Regions from separate parts of the Mus musculus genome. Here region 2 is linked to region 1. The links are chromatin loops, found by intact Hi-C in ENCODE. Cell type or tissue: gastrocnemius. All regions are shown on one strand. Links, peaks and the distances in the headings refer to the core of each region. The heading gives the core; the rest is flanking DNA.

What was found. Hi-C counts contacts between places; a loop is a spot of excess contacts. Peaks named below come from ENCODE experiments on the same cell type or tissue, not always from the same donor. Only the 100,000 strongest peaks of a DNase experiment are listed, where the experiment ranks them.
Region 2: a loop joins it to region 1, with 10 times the contacts of the local background. A loop is called at or near these places in 34 of 42 quality-filtered maps.

What each region holds. Positions count from the first base shown.
Region 1 is chr17:15,063,385-15,069,318 of GRCm38, reverse strand. It overlaps Ermard (ER membrane associated RNA degradation), which reads right to left. Exons shown (of 18, transcript NM_001039552.3): 18 at 5,087-5,717. The coding sequence ends at 5,702. Among named protein-coding and RNA genes, the nearest start is that of Gm35343, 10 kb to the right of the region's middle. In gastrocnemius, for the core only: a CTCF peak has its summit at 3,483 (motif pointing left); DNase peaks (open chromatin) are centred at 1,115, 3,037 and 3,438; H3K4me3 peaks cover 354 bases.
Region 2 is chr17:15,464,882-15,470,815 of GRCm38, reverse strand. No RefSeq gene overlaps it. Among named protein-coding and RNA genes, the nearest start is that of Psmb1, 30 kb to the left of the region's middle. In gastrocnemius, for the core only: a CTCF peak has its summit at 2,931 (motif pointing right); a DNase peak (open chromatin) is centred at 2,931; H3K27ac peaks cover 827 bases.

The DNA of each region.
Region 1 (5,934 bases), core at 670-5,669:
GCTCTGGAAGCCAGCCTAGTCAGGGCAGGTGGAATCTGCAGCTTTTTGCAGGATGGCAAAGCAGATATCTTTGCCCTACTGTCAGTCTCTGTTGCATCCTCCCCCTGGAAGAGCTGTTTCAACTCAGACATTTGCAACCTGCCCACAGTTTTCCTGGAACCAGCAAGGAGCCAGACAGGAAAAGATGAGTGTGGAGGAATCAAACTTGGATTATGGAAACTTGCAATAATGCCGAGTGGAAGACTGGGTTTCTGTGCTGACCTGGTGACCTAATAGTGTCCCTTGATGTGACCTGTGTCCTTATGTTGACACAGCCCCAGTGTGTAGGTTACACCCTGTTGGACCACAGCCTGATACCCTTACTTGTCCCCCTGTCCTTCACTTCTCTGGTGACTGGGAGATCAATTTTGGTAACACGTCTAGGTAACATGCAATGGGGGGGGGGGGGTTGGGGTGGTGGTGGTGACATGAGTGGATCACAGAGGTAGCTCACAGGTAACTCTGCTCCTGTCATTCCAGTCACAATGGCACTTGCCTGGGTCCCTCCTGTGGCCTCTGTGACTTAGTTTATCATCCTACAGCTTTACTCAGAGGCCAGATTTCACACACACCCCTTTAGGCTTGAAGCACCCTGGCTTTGGAAGCCTAGCAGCCTTTCAGGGCCCCATTTAGTAGCCCTGCACCTTGCCTGATCCCTATCAGCTCTTGCCTTGTCCCTTGGCCACCCATCCCGGCTGGGCCCTCATGGTCTCACTGTGGTCTCCTGAATGGAGTTAAGTCCTGGGAATTGCTGGAACCAAGCACCGTCCCCCACCCTTCTTACACTGGCATCTTGAGCACAGACATCAACCTCTCAAATGGACTTTCAGAGTCTGGCTGAACTTTGACCTTGTGTGAGCTAGATTGTGACTCATCTGAGGTCAGTTTGCTCAGCCAGCAGCTGACTGTGGTAACTTGAGTCAAGTGGATATGGAAATGGTTCCTTCCTCTACATCCTTAAGGGACCAGAGCATATTATCCCGTAGGTTCCAAAACGGAGAAGGGGAAGCAGTGGAAAAAGAGATAAAAGCACAGACGCCGTAACTGCAGACTCAGCAAGTCTGGCCTGCACAGTTCTGGCATTGGAGCACGGCCCTGGGCCTGTGGGTAGCCATGAACGCTGTTCTTCCTGGCAGCTCTTAAAGGGGTCCTTTGCCAAAAATAAAAAACTCATGAAGTTGGGTGTGATGGCACAGGACTGGGGTAGACTGGCTGATTCAGGGTGACACATAGAATATCACAAGCATGATAAGAACAGATTCCTGAATGGTTTTGAAATCTCAGGTCCTGGGTCTTAGAGATACTTCACTTGGAAAAACACAAGGATATTCAGGCACAGGACTTGAAAGCACTGGGGACTTCAGGCACGGGACTTAGCACAGCAGAGCTTAAAGGGGGTGGAGGGATGTGAGGTGTTGCACCGGATATTTAGCACCATCTGGACATGACCAGAACTTAAGGGAAGCAATATTCCCACCATTTGTCAGCCTGTGAGTATCACACCTCGTGGAGGACCCCTAAGGTGTGGCTTCACACCTCCTGTTCCCACCACTGACTAACACAGCTCACGGCAGCTGAAGATCAATATATAAACACAATGCAATGTTTCCATTGATTTAGCAGACCCCTCAGCCACTAACTTAGGTCCAAACCTCATCCAGGACATGGACAAGATGGGTCCAACTAAAGAAGAAAACAAAACTATTAGCTTTTCTACCATTTAAGGTAATACAGGAAAAATAAGCAAGCAAGCAAATAACAAAAACAGAGCCAAAAGTGTGAACTGCCCAGGTCCAGATGGATAGTCAGGATTTTGACTCCAACAAGACTGGCAACTAACATAGAGGCTCCTGAGGATGGGTTAGCATGGGACCATGGAAAATAATGTCTTAAGTGGGAAGTGAGGAGCCACAGCTTGTGGGAAAAGGCTTATATCTAAATAAATTCAATACTATGAGAATTTTACATGCTGAGACATGAGGGAGGTCCTAAGCTTGTTAATTAAGAGTGAAACAGAGAGATTGGAGGCCCCTGTGCCCACTATCCCTGCATCACCTGCAGCCCCTACCCTCTGCTCTGACTGGGATTTCCTGGACCTCATAACCTAAGGACTGGCCTTAGCATCACAGCCCTCCACTCCCAGTCTGTGGACTGTAGTGCTTTCTTGCTGATCTTGCATTTTGCTGGGCTATTTCTGTCTCCCTGCCAAGCTGCTGGAAAGGTTTTGAGATTACAGATTGCATTTCTGGGACTCAGAGGAACTGTCAGTGAGAGTGACCACTAAGCAGCTGAGGACCAGCCATCCCTGCCTCCTTCACAGGGGAGTGAGTTCCAGGTTTTCTCAACTAAGTTTTCTACCGTCCTCCTAAATGGAATTAATAACATTGTCTTGGGGGGTATTCAAAGTCCTGAGCAAAAGGCTTTGAAACTATGTAAGCTTTCTGTAAAGGTAGCATTTAATATTTATAATGGCAAGTCTATGCTTATAAGGATCCCCAAACTCTAATCATTGGCTGGCACAGGACTTCACTTTATGGGTAGCTTTTTTGAACTGAGCATATTTCATTTTCAATTAATTAATTATGTGTCAAGGGGACATCCTGTATCCATCCATTTGGAGAACTTCTGATGCAATCAAAGACTTATCTTAATTGGCCCCAGTCAATTCACATGGACACTCTACAATTCAGACACAGCCCATAGGAAAACTGGTTCCAGGCCCTCTAAAGCCCAAACTCTGGCGGTACCACAGTGATTTAGTTTCATTAAAATGTTTTAGTAGGGCTATAAAACAAACCACAGACACTCCCTTTTATCCGATGTAAGGAATTTTCTTTGTTAGTCCCTAAAAGCCAATCCCACACGGGCGGGCGCCATGCTTTGGCAGCAGTGTTGGCAGACTGGCTGTGGTGTCAAGGTGTGAATTCAGCCTGCAGCTGGGGAGAGTGGGTGGTTAGAAGCCAGTCTCCACTGCAAGCCTGCGCCCCTCCTTCTCTGCAAAGCTCAGTCCAGTCCCTTTAGACAAAGGGTTCCCCTCCCCCATCAGCAGTATGGTGATTGGTGGTTGGTTAATGGTGACCTTGGTCCCTCCCTCATTCTCCTGTCACCACCACTGGCCACGATGATGTCTTCCCCCAAGAGATTAATTCACACAATACAACCCCAATCTTCCCTCATGAAGATGGACAAGATTTTTAGACTGTGATTGTTCATGCCTTTCATCAATACAGAATTAAATGAACGGAAGGCCGAGCCTTCAGGTGAACGCAATGCTCCACAGCCCCAGTGGCCAGGCGCCAGTGGTCACTTCCCACTCTTGTCACCTTGGACCTACCTCTCTGTGGCCAGATGAAAAAGGAAAGAATTCCTTTTCCTGGAGTCACAGGAGTTGGCAGGAGACGTCTTCCCACACAGCTGGCAGATTACTTAATGAAGAGCGCCACCCTGTGTCTGACTAGAGAAAACACAATCAGGAAAGGACCTAGGAAGTTCTCTAAGGGAATCCAGCATCAATGTGTTCCAGGGTGACTTCCCCTTATCACGGGGTTCACCCCTCAAGGAGCTAAGCTAGACAGAGGCCCCGTTAGCAGCACAGCCCACAGTGAGACTGCAAGCTTCCACTGACGATCCTGTTGGGATACATAGCTTTGGCAAACTCCAGGTCGGTTGACAAGAGTGCTACCTGTGCCAGGTTCGGATCCATAGGTTAAAGAAACGAAAGCTACTCTCAGCTGGGGCTTCAGGTGAGGACTTGAGGGAGACCACTGTTTTCCCAATGGTTAATTCATGTAAGGCTGTGAACGGCTGGAATGTTAGTCACATACAGTGAAGACACGCACATAGCAACACACGCATCACACAGCCCAGTGTGACAGAGAGAATCCAAATCATCTATGAGGAAGAAAAGAAGAAGAGCCAGCATTGGTTGATACAGTAGGCACAGAGCAGAGCATCTGCTGCATCACTTTTTTTTTTCCTTCCTGTCAGTCAGATGAGGTATGCAGTGGCGATGTCAGCCTCAACACTGCACAGATGAAGACAAGCCCTCAAGGTTATAGAGCTCGCCCACAAGCCTGGTAAAATATGGAACCAGTATCTTCCTCTGCGCGTGCTCACTTCTCCAGCATTGGGTCTGCAATGCCAACCTTCCGGCTGACCTCTGCACTTCTGTTTCCTTTTCTAGGGTGACTCCTGAAATGATATTTTCTAGAGGCCACTGGCAGAGATCCACTCACAGGAGTTGAGGAATCTCTTGATCCAGGATTGAACCAGGCCTCAGACAGGGCAAAGCCTGCTCGACTCAGCACGCCTTTGTGGGATGTCACCTTCCTGAGATTTCCCATCAGTCTCCACAGCATGGCCCCCAGCTCTGGTTCTTTCTGCTCTCAGAACCCCAACCTAGAATTACAGCTCATCTCTTCCACTTTCTGCTGGACAACCTAGAGAGTTCCAGAGTGGTGTCTACCCAAACAGGCTTGTCCTCCTGGAACAGAGAGACAGTGCCTAGGACTACATGTTGAAAAAGTCATTCATTTTTGTTTTTTCTTTTTTTTTATTATCTTTTAGAACCTCTGTATGTGCTTCTCTTGGGTCTTCTGTTTGCTATTTCTTTTGCAGAGCAGCCAGCCATGAGCAGCACTACATGTACTTCAGGGCAGGGTGAGCTTTGTTTGCAAGTACACTTGGCAGTTGCCTTGGCCATACAGATAGCACCTTCAATCAACAGTTGTTCAGAATCTTGAATTTGTACCTGTATCATGCAATCACTTTCTCTTCTAATGTCATGCAGGAGAAAGCAAGTCTCTAAACGTCTATCACCTGGCCTCACTAACATACTACTGTGGTATGCATTTCTTAACACACACAAACTTTTATTTTATCTTGTTTTTTAAGGTGGAGGGGCTGGAGGTGGTCTCCTTACATCTACTAGGCTGGTCACAATCTTTTGATCCTCCTGTCTCTGACTCTCAGGCACTAGGATTACAGGCATGTACCACTATACATAAGTGATATCGTTTTTTTAGGAAAAATGAAAGGCAACATAGAGTTCATGGTAAACATTTTTAAAAATCATTTAATTAACAAAGCAGATTCAGAGGTGGGTTCCACTCCCTTGAAATGATGCAATATGATGAAATGGTCCAGGATACAGGACCTTGTGTTGCTGATGTGACACACAAGGACAGGTCATTATGCATGAGAGCCAGATGACCTAGAAGTGATGCAGAGCATGTCTGTGGACCATGTATCCTTTATGTGACTCATTGAAGACATGGCACCATGTAGATATTGTTCCTTTAAAAGATAAGGTGTTAAATCTGAGGGAACAATTAAATCCCAAGTGATGAACCGCAACTTTGTATTTTTACGTTCTTCCAGAGGTTGGCTGTGTGCTGGGGTGACGGTAAAATGCAATGGGACAGACAGGATGTGCAGCTGCCACCAAGTACCACCAAGGTCTCCTCTATAGCTCAGTGTCACGACCAAAAATACCTTGATTCGTGATTTCTTTGTCAGCTTATGTCAACTTTATTTGTGGTTTTTTTGGCTAAATGTATTAACATTTGTTTCTTCTCACTGAAAGTCCAAATCCTCAACAAAACTGCGTGTGTAAGAGTGGTGGCTTCACTCCACTTGTTCTTCTCTCGGCTGGTGTAGGCCACTAGGTTCTCAGTGTACTGTAGGACCAATTTTAAGAATCTGTTAAAGAGACAGTGAGGAATGGCAGTTTGTCTGTCCTGTTGTAGAATGTAGCAGCGTGCATGTCTTGTCTTCTCTTGGAGACATCCCTAACAATTACTCAACTGTGTTTGCATTCAAGAAGAAGAAATACATGCAAAATGAAAATAAGAGAAACTGATAGAGAAAGATCGTAACGCTGGGACCGGTGCTCTC
Region 2 (5,934 bases), core at 549-5,548, 400 kb before region 1:
GTGGTGACGTGTACTCTCTTTAAAATTTTTTATTTTGTGTGTATGGGTATTTTGTCTGCATGTTTGTCCGTGTACCACGGAAGCCAGAAGGCATCAGGCCCTGTAGAATTTTATATGCACAGATTGGGAGACACTTTCTGGATCCTGGGAATCGAGCGCAGAGCCTCGGGGAGAGCAGTCAGTGATCTTAATCATCTGAATCAACTGAATCATCTCTGACTCCATGCTGCCTACTTTTTGCTCTACATGCTTCAGAGTCTCAAGATTCTATGGTGAGGTGTTAATTCTATATACATTTCCCAGCAGTGCTTGCTAAGAGATTGTCGTTTCTGCAATGTACATTTTTGGCATCCATCACTGTTGAAACCAGGTGGCTGAAGATGCATGTTCTTAGATCTGGGCTTTCTATTCTGTCCATCTAGATGTCTGGTTTTGAGCCAGTACCATGCTGTTTTTATTACTGTGGCTCTGTAGCATAGCTTGAAGTCAGGTATGGTGATGCCATCAACTGTTCTGGTTGTTTGGCAATCTTCTGTGCTTCCATATTAATTTTAAGATTTTTTTTGTCCTCTATATCCCTAAATAATCGTTCTAGGATTTTTACTGAAATTGTATTGCATCTGTGTTTTAGGTTGTTAGAGTTTCTATTACTGTCATGAAACATCATTACCAAAAAGCAAGTTGGGGAGGAAAGAGTTAATTCGGTTTGCACTCCTACAGCACTGTTCATTATTGAAGGAAGTCAGGAACTCTAAACAAGGCAAGGTTCTAAAGGCGGGAACTGATGCAGAAGCCACATGGGGAGTGCTGCTTACTGACTTGTTCCTCAAGACTTGCTCAGCCTGCTTCCTTATACAACCCAGGACCACCGACCCAAGCATGGAACCACCCACAAGGACTTGGGTTTTCCTACATCAATCACTAATTAAGAAAATGCCTAGGGCTAGAGAGATGGCTCAGTGGTTAAAAGCACTGACTGTTCTTCCAGAGATCCTGAGTTCAAGTCCCAGCAACCACATGGTAGCTCACAACCATCTGTAATAGGACCTGAAGGCCTCTTCTGTCTGAAGACAGTTACAGTGTTCCATTCATAAAATACATTTTTTTAAAAAATTCTTTTAAAAAAAAAGAAGAAGGAAAAGGAAAAGGAAAGAAAATGGCTTATATCGGGGTCTTATGGAGATATTTCCTTAGCTAAGGTTCCCACTTTTCAGAAATCTAGTTTCTGTGTCAAGTTGACATGAGACAAGCCAGCACACATCTGTATTTTGCTTTTTGTAAGATGGCTATCTTGACAATTTTAAATTCTTCTAATCCATATACATGGACGGTCTTTCTATCTTCTCACTTCCCCCTTAGTTCCTTTCTTCAGTGTCTTTAAAGGTTTTCTTGTAGAAGTTCTGTTGTTTACTTAGTTAAGTTTATTCCAACCAAAATAGTGTGAGTGGAGTGGATAATATCTCTTATATTAAAACTATTTCATCTACAAACAGGAATATTTTTACTTTCCTATTTGTATCTATTTTTTCTTACTGCTCTGAGACTCAAGCACCGTATTGAACAGGAATGGAGAAAGTTTTATTTTTATTTTAGTAAAAATGCTTCAAATATTTTTTACCTTTACCATAATGTTGTTGTGGCCTCGTTGTATATTGACTTTATTATGTTTTGAATTATGTCCCCTATATCCATAGATTCTGTAGCAAATATCTCATGAAGAGATACTGGACTAATCAAAGACCTTTCCTGAATTTATTTGGTTTCTGTCCTTGAGTCTATTTATATGACAAGTTACATTTATTGATTTATACGTTGAATCTTCTCTTTAATGAAGTCAACTTGGTGCTGAATGACGAGATCTTGAATTAGTTTGCTAGTATCCTACTGAGAACGTTTGTATCTGTATTGATCAGAGAGATCAGTCTATAATTTTCTTAATGTTGTCTCTGCCTGGTTTTGGTATCAGTATGATATTGGCAAAAGAAAAAAAAAAGCAAAACCGGTTTGGAAGTTTCCTTCCTTTTCTACTTTATAGGGTGATTTGCAAAATACTGGTCTCCATTCTTGAGTGAAGGGTAGAGATCTATACAGTGAGTACATCTGAACCTGGGTGTTCTTCAGTCAGGAGATTTTTATGACCATGTCGGTCTTGCTGCTGGATATAGGACTATTTAATTTTTTTTCATTTTGATTTGATTTTGGTAGGTCATATACCTATCAATTTCATCCATTTCTCTTAGATTTTAAAAATTTAGTGGAATATAGGTTTGTAAGGTATGTTTTATGCTTTTCTTACTCTTGGTATCTCTTGTAATAACTTCTTTTTTCATTTCTGATCTTACAAGTCTTCTCTGTCTTTTAGTTAACTTAGCTAAGGGTTTGTCTGTCTTTTTAAAAGGTTTATTTGCCTTTTTAAAGAAAGAACTCTGCATCTGATTCTTTGGTTTGTCTTGTACTCACTATTTCTATTTCATGAATTTCTGCCCTTAAGTATGTCTCCTTATCTACTGATTTGGAGTTTGATTTGTTCTGACTTTTCTAAGGCTTCAAGGTGCATCATTAAGTTATTTGAGTTTTCTCTGTTTTTTTATTTTTAAAATTTTGGGCGCTTAGAGATACGCACTTTCCTATTAGGACCGCTATTTGTTCTCGGGTGGATCTCTAGAACTTGTGAATCATCTTTAGAAAATTTTTCTTCCATGACAGGCAAGTATTTAGAACTTCATTTGGAGTGTGGGCTGATGACTGTAAGGCGGATTGTTGGTAAACACCACTGTTTTGAACTGGGACTCCACTGTCACCTCAAGCAGACCCCTGACCTGACTCCTGCTTTGAGATGTGCCACAAAGATGGCTGAGGCCTGTCAAAGGATGGTGGCTATTCCTCATTCATGAATGCCAGGTTCTGTGTCACGCTCCTGGAGGAGGCCACCAGGTGGCGCTGTGGATTTACCTCTGGTGCCCCCACTTTGTGGCGAGCATTTCCTAGGATAGAGTTTAGTTTGTGGTAGGCAGGAAATAGAACTTGAGTCCGGTAGTAAATACTGTTCTTCCTTAACTTGGCAAAAGGACATTTTGTGGTAACTTGTAATCTCAGTTCATGTACATATTAAACTGCAGAGGACAGAAGAAGATAAACTGGTCATCACTGTACTGGATGCATGCGAGGTGTGTGTTTGATCTGGAGGGGAGAGAAAAGAAGACAGAGGAGGAGGAGAAAGGGAACTGACTTTGACACAAAAAGACAAATATCAGAACACTGGATTTATTTGGAGCTATATACTTGTAAAAGATGGGTCTCACTAGGTATATAGCCCCCGCTGACCTGGAACTTTCTATACGTACCAATTTCAAACTCTGAGATCTTCCTGCTTCTGCCTCCCCAAGTTCTGGGATTAAAGGCATGTATCATCAGGCCCTGTGATTGTTTTTTATTTTTTATTTTAATTATTTCTAAAGCAATAGACAGATCCTATTTTTCTTCTACATTCTCAACTCTCCTATTGGTATTGTACCTGCTTTTTAGAGTAGGTTGTTGAGAATCAACTGTGACACCTAGAAGGTAAGGACATGGCTGGGCTGTGGTAGTCTTACCAAATTTTCACGTCATTTAGAATATTAGGAACACACATCTACAGAGCCCAAACATGGGCTAGCTCCAGGTGGCAACTATACCAGCCTGTTCTTCTGCCCTTGGGAGTACAGCTTTCATAGTCTGGAATTTTCTCCCATCATGGCAAAGCCTACACAGGACTTGCTAGCATTTTGCACTCCAGGTGGGGCTCAAATGTTTTAGACTTAGCACAACATCCCCTGGAAATTGTACTTTCTTTGTAAAGCTTCTCAGTAAGATTGCTTACTGTTTGCAGAGACTCTATGAACCACTATGATCCACAAGGAGAGACTAGGAGGAGGTTCTAAGCAGCGGTTGTGGAACGCATGTGAACAGCAAAGCTGTTGACACGATGTTTCTGTTCTATTCTGTAAAGAATGTGTTCGTGCATATAGACATAAAGCAGATGCTTGGGTTTTAAAAACGTTCCTCTATTTCTTTCTTATTTTTAAAAAAGATTTTATTTATTTATTTATTATATGTAAGTACACTGTAGCTGTCTTCAGATCTCATTACAGGTGGTTGTGAGCCACCATGTGGTTGCTGGGAATTGAACTCAGGACCTCTGGAAGAGCAGTCAGTGCTCTTAACCGCCAAGCCATCTCACCAGCCCTCGTTCCTCTATTTCTTTATCGTGTAATGAAACATAAACTGAGATGGCATCACTGGTCATTATCATATGTAACCTACAGTCACAAAGAGACCAGGTGTTCCTCAAGGGACAGCGATACCTTTTCTAAAATACATAATACATTTTCGGTTGTATTTGAGAAAGTTATATCATATTAGGTAGAATTATGACCTGATTATAGCTTTCCTTTGGGAATTAAGCATAACAGAAGGATATGTAATTTGTGTGTCAAGTTGACCCAGGGTATACTTGTGATAGCTAATTTTGGGTTGTTAACTGCATCTAGAATCAATTAAAACCCAAGCTCCTGGGCGCACCTGTGAGAGACTCTTGATTGGATCATTTGAGGTGGGGAGACCAATGGTAAATCCGTCCGATACTTTCTGGTGGCAGTGCACATAAAAGGCCGCAACTTTAACCTTTCCCAGGCTTGCCCCCACTCTCCCTGGCTTGCCCCCACTCTCCCTGGCTTACCACCTACTTCTTCCTGATTCCAACACTGACTGAAAACCAGCAGCTCTCCAGGAATCCTCAGGGACTAGGTTAAAACTACCAGATTAGGACTACCAAGATATGTAGAACAACAACTGGTGTACATACACACACACACACACACACACAGAGGCCTGATATACTGACCAAATGTTGGATAATTTTTCAATTTTATAGTCCATATATCATCTGTCTTTAAATTTTAGAACAGCTCATAAATAAATGTAGTAATATGATTATTAATAAATAATATATATATTCATTCTTTTATCAGTTCTGTTCCCTTAGAGACTCTAACTAATAGAATGGCAATAGAAATGGCTGAGTAACTAATATTCACTACATGGAATATTGCGCAGCCATTTGAGGCAGAGGCTCTGAGGGCCTTAAAGCAACAGTACAGAATATTAAGACACAAGAGGAATAAGAATATTCAAAATTGTAAATAGTGATCACAAGTGTATGGAAACATCAATGTGTTAACATAGGAGTAAAAGACCACTTGAATTAATAGAGTGCCCTAATACTGGATGGATTTTTCTTTTATAGGCACTGCATGATAGGTCTTTATTACTTATTTTTAAATTTTAGTATAGAAGTTCATAAGTGGGGGCTGGTAAGATGGCTCAGCAATTAAGAGCACTGACTGCTCTTCCGAAGGTCCTGAGTTCAATTCCCAGCAACCACATGGTGGCTCACAGCCATCAGTAACGAGATCTGATGCCCTCTTCTGGTGTGTTTGAAAACAGCTACAGTGAACTTACATATAATAAATGAATACATCTTTAAAAAAATAGAAGTTCGTAAGTTTAGAATTTCATATTTAAAAGTTCAAACTTGTATGATTCCAAAATAACCAACCAAATTTTATAAAATATTTATAATCATTGTGGCTATTGTCGATTAATCGGCTTGAAAAATACAGCTGGCACTTGGCTTGACTTGATAGGAGATGCATTTTAAAGAATAAGTATTCCACTTATATAACCGGTATATAACCTTCATTAGAAGGTTATTCAAGCAACATTATCTCCTCTTTAACACTAAAATGCCCCTGTACTTGATTTAAATCATCACTAAGCACAAGCGACTTTTCCTTTGAATTTCTCTAAATCTTTATTTGTTCACCGTCTTTTATCATGGAACATATAAGATACATACAGATGGCATAGACCAGCACAGTAACCCCCCAGGTACCG